2 separate regions of the Homo sapiens genome follow, and region 2 is linked to region 1. A link is an interaction called in ENCODE POLR2A ChIA-PET data of the cell type or tissue named here. Cell type or tissue: A673. All regions are shown on one strand.

The links. Peaks named below come from ENCODE experiments on the same cell type or tissue, not always from the same donor. Only the 100,000 strongest peaks of a DNase experiment are listed, where the experiment ranks them.
Region 2: POLR2A ChIA-PET joins it to region 1 with 6 read pairs; 11 of 35 experiments call an interaction of 5 or more read pairs at or near these places.

The regions. Positions count from the first base shown.
Region 1 is chr10:86,759,482-86,763,481 of GRCh38, forward strand. The region is part of intron 1 of BMPR1A (bone morphogenetic protein receptor type 1A); the gene reads left to right. Among named protein-coding and RNA genes, the nearest start is that of BMPR1A, 4.9 kb to the left of the region's middle. In A673, no CTCF peak of the experiment used is centred here; no DNase peak of the experiment used is centred here; H3K4me3 peaks cover 438 bases; H3K27ac peaks cover 651 bases.
Region 2 is chr10:86,866,123-86,870,122 of GRCh38, forward strand. All of the region lies in intron 2 of BMPR1A (bone morphogenetic protein receptor type 1A), which reads left to right. Among named protein-coding and RNA genes, the nearest start is that of MMRN2, 89 kb to the right of the region's middle. RefSeq lists an enhancer at 1,482-2,069. In A673, a CTCF peak has its summit at 200; DNase peaks (open chromatin) are centred at 119 and 2,459; H3K4me3 peaks cover 606 bases; H3K27ac peaks cover 3,300 bases.

The sequences.
Region 1 (4,000 bases):
TTCCTTAGCAAACTTGCCTCTTTGGTGTTCTTTATTTTTGTTGATGTCATACCAAACCCAAACCTTTTCCCATTTCATCATATCTTGTCTGTAGCCAACATCTGTTGATTCTGCTTTATGATATTGTAACTCTTCTGCTCTCTATTCTTGCTAACTGTGGGGCAATTCTGAATTCATATTGGTGTGAAGGTAGTAGTCAAATCATAAAACGAGTTGGGCAGCTTTCCTTCTTTTTCTCTTTTTCAGGATCATTTTAGACTGGGATTATCTGTTCCTTGAAAGTTTGGAAGACCTCCCCTATGTGACCATTTAGGCCTAGATCTTTTTTCTGGAGAGGACTTTGAGTAACACTTCAATTTCTTTAATAGCTGTTGGTTTGTGTCGATTTTCTGATTCTCATATGAATTTTAATGTTTCACATTTTTTTCAGGAATTTATTTTCAAATCTAGTGTTATTTGGCTTTCACGTAGTTCTCCCCCCACCACCCCGCGACTCCACCCCCACCCCCTAACTCTAAATCAAGTTCTCATCCCACCTGGACTAATGTTATGATTTTCTTGCCTTCACTTTTCTCCTTTATCTAATCTTATGTATTTCTGCCTAAATTAATCTGTAAGCCCAGTTCTTACCACTTCGCCACTCAGAAGTTTCCTAGGTCTTCCATTAAATGAAATATTTTCTGTGGTATTTGCCTCAGATTTACCTGTTTTTTTTTTTTTTTTTTTTTAATACCTTATTGTTTTTTCTTTCTTTCTTTCTTTCTTTCTTTTTTTTTTTTTTTTTTTTTTTGATACAGAGTCTCGCACTGTCGCCTGGGCTGGAGTGCAATGGCGTGAGCTCAGCTCATTGCAACCTCTGCCTCCTGGGTTCAAGGGATTCTCCTGCCTCAGCCTCCCAGGTAGCTGGGACCACGCCTGGCTAATTTTTGTATTTTTAGTAGAGGTGGGGTTTTGCCATGTTGGCCAGGCTGGTCTTAAACTCCTGACCTCAGTTGATCCGCTCGCCTCAGCCTCCCTGTGCTGGGGTTACACAGGTGAGGCACTGTGGCTGGCCTTTATAGCAGTTTTTATACAAATATTAGTTTCACTACTAGTTTGCAGGGTGGGTCTGTAACGGACTTTTCTTGCATATTAAAAGGAATAAATGGGGAAAGGCTCCTGTCTAGCCTAACAGTAGCTGTTGAACTGTCCTGATCTGACTATTGGATCTTAGGAGCAGCGAACCATGGAGAGAAAGGAAAATGGGTTTCCTATCACACTAAATTTTGAAGTAGGAACCATTTCTTTTCCTTTTCTACTTTCCCACCTTTTACTAGTTTTTAGGCTTTAGGATGTCTTTTTAACATCACAAGGTCCATATTGACCAAGTTGGACCAACTTTTTAACACAAGATTAAATGTTGACTTGCATTGAGTTATGTCCATTGTAAGATACACAGTAGTGTTACAGACCACTTAAAATATGCTTCTAGTTGTAAGAAGCCATTGATTGTAAGGTGCACCCCAATTCCGGAGATGCTAAAATATGAAAAATGGATGCATCTTAGAATTGATGAATAGTGTTTCTCTCCCTAATCAAAGCTCTTGGATGTGCCTGGAAATCCCCAGTAGTGTTTTTTGAAAAGAACACTAGTTAGGGGCATAGGGAGATCAGATGATCAGTAGACTCCATCTCAGGGTGGCCCCTGTGGTCCCTAAGCCAGTTCGTATGGGCAGTTTAATATATAACTAATGAGTAGACATTGAATAGATGAGTAAATTATCTTTGAGTATCTTTTATTTACTCTGATGTTGTAGACTTTGTTACTCTTTTATAGTTTTATATTTCTGATGAGCCTTCCTTTCTTATGGCACAGATTTGTTATACTGTTAAAGTCTGGAACAGTGGAGCTTGGCTCTTGATCCAGCTGTATATAATTGGCTGTTGACTTATGAAGGAGGACAGGAGTATGCTAGAGATAGGGATAAAATATTATAATCACATTTGCAGTTAGGGAGATTAGTTACATGTTGGAAAATCATTTTGAAGAAAGGAAGACTGAAGATGTTCAAACTTGTAGGAAGGTCTTTCTGGCCTAGCCCGGATTAAACCCATTTATGCCTAGTGTTCCACTATTGGAACGCTAAGCACGTGGGAGTTATTTATATCCTGCTCAAGGTCATCACCAAGGTCTGATTGCAAAAATTCAAAAAATTGCAGCCTCAGGCATAAATGGGTTAAGATGGTGGCAGATAATTAGGGCCTGGAATGGATAGGAGGCGATAACTAGCGTGGATGAGAGAAGGAATGGGATTGGCAAGAACAACTCCTGGATTTCTAGCTTGGAAAGCAGGGTAGATGTGGGTGACAGATATGAAAAATGAGGTGGGAGAGCTGGTTTGTAGAAGAAAATAGTATTGGATCACATGGAGTTTGAGATATCTGAAACAGCCAAGTAGGGATTTCCACTTGGCAGTTGTCTATATGGGTCTGGGGTTTGACAGAGGTTTGTGCTGGAGGTAGGCATTTGGGAGTCATTGCTGTATAGATTTTATATTCCAACAGTGGGAATTGGGTGGCTCTCTCAAGTGACTCTTGCTTACAAGTGACAGCCCTAACTCAAGTTAGCTTAAAGGAGGGAAAAGCTTCTCCCCACTAACCCCCATGATATTGAAAGGTCTAGAAATAGACATGGCTGGACCTAAGTGCTCAAATGATATAATTAATTGAGGTTGTCTTTTCTGTTCTTCACTTTTGTGGTCTCATTTCAGGCAGGTGCATATATCTGGCAGAGGAAGACATAGGTTATAGGTTATAGAATTACAGGTTATAGGTTATAGACCTCGTATCGAGAACTCCTTGTATGGTCTAGCAAAGAGCCTAAAACAGCATTGAGAATTTTTTTTCTTTCTTTTTGAGACGGAGTCTTGCTATGTTTCCCAGGCTGGAGTGCAGTGGTGCGATCTGGGCTCACTGCAACCTCCGCCTCCTGGGTTCAAGTGATTATCCTGGCTCAGCTTCCCGAGTAGCTGGGTTTAACAGGCGCCCGCCAATACGCCTGGCTCCTTTTTGTATTTTTAGTAGAGACAGGGTTTTGCCTCGTGGGCCAGGCTGGTCTCAACTCCTGACCTCAGGTGATCCTTCCGCCTTGGCCTCCCAAAGTTCTGGGATTACAGGTGTGAGCCACTGCGCCTGGCCAGTCTTGAGAAATTTCAACTTAAGGCCTGGGTAGAGAAGATAGACATTAAATAATTATCTAGTTGTAGTTATGTTAAGATCTACAAAAAGGAAGTCCAGGGAATGTTACAAGACTGATAAGGGAAGCTGGGCTGTTCAGGATGCGGGTACTTTGGAAGGCTTTCCTGAGAAAGGTAGCCCGCAGAGTGAGACCTTAGGCAAGAAAGGACAAGGAGACTGTTTTTGGAAGTATTCAGTAGTATTTATTTATTTATTTGAGACGGAGTCTCACTCTGTCGCCCAGGCTGGAGTGCAGTGGCGTGATCTTGGCTCACTGCAACCTCTACCTCCCGGGTTAAGCGATTCTCATGCCTCAGCCTCCCAAGTAGTTGGGGTCACAAGCGTGAGCCACCACGCCTGGCTAATTTTTGTATTTTTAGTAGAGACGGGGTTTCGCTGTGTTGGTCAGGCTGATCTCGAACTCCTGACCTCGTGATCCGCCCACCTCGGCCTCCCAAAGTGCTGGGATTACAGGCATGAGCCACTGCGCCCGGCCAGAAGTATTCGGTAAAGTGAGCAGTTTTTGCAGCTTTTTAAAAATTTTAAAGGCAATACATCTATTGTGGGTAATTTGGGAAGTATAAAAAGCCATAAAGAAGCAGCGGAATGATTAAGTTTCAGCTTCTAATTTTTTATAAATAATGTCTGATACTGGTTTTACTACTGAGTACCTATTCAATCACGGATGCCACACTAACCCAATCCGAATCTTCGTTTCTTTATCTTAAAAAATAGAAGGAACATGGTGAACTTTAAGATAATTTTTCTGCTTAAAAAAAGAAAA
Region 2 (4,000 bases), 110 kb after region 1:
TGGCAGAGCCTCTCCAGGAACCAGCTGGTGAAGGACATATTGTCAGCAGCATCCCAGCTCCAGCATCAGAAAGCAGAATCTATAGATAGAAGAGGGAGCTTTTTTTTTTTTTTTTTGGCTGAAAAGCGATAGTGTAAAAAGGGACACAGTACTTTCTGTTTTTTAATCTCATTACTTTCCTGCCAGCGCCTTAACATGCAGTAACAAGTGGAATTTGGGCTTTGTCAGCAGCAAACCTGCCACTTACTGGTTGTGTTAAGTTGGGCAAGTTTCTTTCTTTTTTTTTTTTTTTTTTTTTTTTTTTGAGATGGAGTCTCGCACTGTCACCTGAGCTGGAGTGCAGTGGTGTGATCTTGGCTCACTGCAATTTCTACCTCCTGGGTTCAAGTGATTCTTCTGCCTCAGCCTCCTGAGTAGCTGGGTTTGCAGGTGCCTGCCACCACGCCTGGCTAATTTTTTGTATTTTTAGTAGAGACAGGGTTTTACTATGTTGGCCAGGCTGGTCTCGAACGCCTGACCTCGTGAGCCACCATGCCCGGCCAACTCAGGCAAGTTTCTTTGCGCTTCATTTTTTTTTTTTTCAGAGTTATGAAGATGAAAAAAGATCTTACAGGGTTCAGTAAAAAATAACTTCCAGTTTCCTGTTTAACATATGTGCTCATGGTATACCCGACAAAACACTGCACTTTGGATTAGAAAACCTGGGTGTTAGTTTGTCATATATACTAGCTACATGGAATTCAGCAAGTTATTTATCTCCTTGAACCTATCTTTTCTCTGTAAGTAGGAATGATTTTACTTACTGTAAGGATCACAGAGATGGGATAATGCACGTAAAACTAATTTGTAAGTTATAAAAATGACAGTGACAATGGGATGCTAAGCAGGTACCATTAAATACCACCACATATCTGAGTTTCTCTGATTTAATCTGCACAAAATACCTAGATCATCTGTTTTAGGCTAGACTCTGAACTCTTTACCACCACATTAAACTGTTTTTTTCTCTATTCAATTTACCAGTAAAGGTTGAGCATCCCTAATCCAAAAATCTGAAATCTGAAATGCTGTAAAACCTGAAGTTTTTGAGTGTTGACATGACGCTCAAAGGAAATGCTCATTAGGTGTTTTGGATTTGAGTTGCTGAACCAGTAAGTATAGATAGTGCAAATATTACAAATTTAAAAATCCAAAATCCAAAACACTTCTGGTCCCAAGCATTTCTAATAAGGAGTAGTCAACTTGTACCCATTGTATGCCTATGGGGTGACCAGACCCTCTCCCTTTCCAGACAGTTCTGCAATAACTGATTCACTTCGCCTGTTTTTGGTCATTTCTGCGTGTTCTAGAGGAGAAACAGAAGAGTGACACCTAGGTCTCTTAAATAGACAGCTGACAGACATTACGAATCTCTTCGAAGTACAGATATGCCAAAGATTGCTGTGTAGTACAATCTAGTTGTAATTGTGAGACTTTTGTTGTTGTTGTTGAATACAGTTAAACAAAAAAGCTTTGGAGAAACTAGGTTAGGGAATTTGTAGTACAAGGTTGAATGATGTTTTGAAAACAGATTATCTATTTGAAAAATGTTTCAGAAACCTGGAAGCATTTCTTCTGCATCTAATGTTGAGGTCCTGGTGAAGGGTATAAAACACACAGCATCAACTATATATAATGCTATACTAGATTGTCTTGATTCTGTGGTCCTGGAAGAGTTTATACTTGTGTTGGGGAAACTATCTTGGCATAGAAGGAAAGTGAAGGTTTTGAGTGGGGCAGGGACAGTTGAGCAGAAATACAAAGGTTAAATGTGGGCTTGTTTTGATTGTTAATTAATAATTGAGCATGGGGGAAAGGTAGAGTTGGAAAGTAATTTCAGGGGTGGCGATGAAATTGGTAACTTCAAAGTGGTGGAGACATGACAGTGGAAGTTTTATACAGTGGAACTTCCCCATCCCTGTTTTAGGTCTTCACTTAGTTGCATGGTTGGCTCTCTTTGCTCCTGGCCCACGGGCATTATTGTAAAACTTTCTAAAACACCCTGTTATGAATGTCTTACCCATAGCAAGATCTGACAGCGTGGACACCAAGGCAGGCATTTCGGTAAGATTTCTGTGTATTACCTCAGATACACTCAGACAACTCTTTAAGCAAGTTATTTTCTTCAGGGTTTATGTTTAGATTTGCGGGATATTGTTTTCTACACTGATGTAAATAACTGCGAGTGGTGTTGCTCCAGTTGTACAAGTGTGTATTCCTCTAAGGATTGATGGGGAGGAGTGTAGAGAACGGGAAGGAATGGATGAGTTGCTTGTTAAGGGAAAAGATGATATTCTTATGCTAATCCAGGCCCTGGATAAGGAGCAGAGCAGCCATGCGAACAATGGCCTTGGAGCCAGGAAGTCTGCAGTGAGTCTATTCCTTCTCAGAAAGCTTGTCAGACCCGGCGCCTGGAGCTGCCTGGCGGGGAGGGACCCCTGGAAAGGAGAGTTTTCTCCTTGCTATTTTATGGAATTGGCTGCTGGCCAGCTTGTTGGAAATTCCCAAACTTCTCTACTAGAAAGTGAAAATCAACGGTGGGGGGCTTAACAGGAAGAGGAAGGAATGACTTTACTCTGTAGTCTGTTTTTTCAACTGACTTCAGCCTTTTCCTGTGTTTTTTTTTTTTTAAGTTCCAATTGAACTGTTGGTTCAGTTGTCTTGCTGTTTGAGGAGTTTTAAAATCTTTTACTTAAAAAAGAAATTATTTATATTTGAGTAATTCTGCCTTAATGTTATTTTCCTGAAAAGAAACAGTACCAGTCTGTGTATATAGCAAGGGGAAGTAAATTTATTTAGATGCCCATTTCGTCTAACTATTCAATAGCTTTTAAATGGCAGCATGATTAAAAAATTTTGATTATGCAGCATGTCAAATATCTGCATCTCCTTATATTCTTCACTTTGCAAGATTAGATATTTTTAATGTAAAAATTCCGATGAATCATTTAGGAATTTAAAAAATATATTTTATCGTTAGATATTACAATTACATAATTTTAAGAATGATTGTGGCCAGGCACGGTGGCTCACACCTGTAATCCCAGCACTTTGAGAGGCCGAGGTGGACAGATCGCCTGAGGTCCAGGAGTTCAAGACCAGCCTGGCCAACATGGTGAAACCCTGTCTATACTGAAAATAGAAAAATTAGCTGGACGTGGTGGTGCGTACCTGTAGTCCCAGCTACTCCGAGGCTGAAGCAGGAGAATTGCTTGAACCCAGGAGGTGAAGGTTGCAGTGAGCAGAGGTTGCACCACTGCAGTCCAGCCTGGGCTACAGAGCAAGACTCTGTCTCAAAAAAAAAAAAAAAAAAGGCTGGACGTTGTGGCTCACACCTGTAATCTCAGCACTTTGGGAGGCAGAGGCGGGAGGATCACCTGAGGTTGGGAGTTCGAGACCAGCCTGACCAACATGGAGAAACTCCATCTCTACTAATAATACAAAAATTAGCTGGGCGTGATGGCGCATGCCTGTAATCTCAGCTACTCGGGATGCTGAGGCGGGAGAATCGCTTGAACCCTGGAGGCAGAGGTTGCGGTGAGCTGAGATGGCGCCATTGCACTGCAGCCTGGGCAACAAGAGTGAAACTCTGTCTCAAAAAAAAAAAAAGAATTGTTGAAAAATAAGGTTAATATTTTGCTATGTGATTGTAGAAACAGTTAATATGAGACAAAGGAGAAGTGCTCAGTTATTAATAATTACATCTGTTTGTTGAAATGTTTACTGAGATGTAATATTACTAACTCTTTTGAGTTAGTAATATCCCCATTTTGTGGTGAAGGAAACCGAGACCTGGATAGCTTAAGTAATTCCCCAAAATCACACAGCAAATAAATACTGGAGCTGATTTTTAAAAATTATTTATATTTATTATTTTATCAGTGAATACCACATCAGTGTATGTGGTGTTAACGCCTTTATTAATGCAGTTTTTAGACGAATGGTGTTCTGGGGCCCTCCC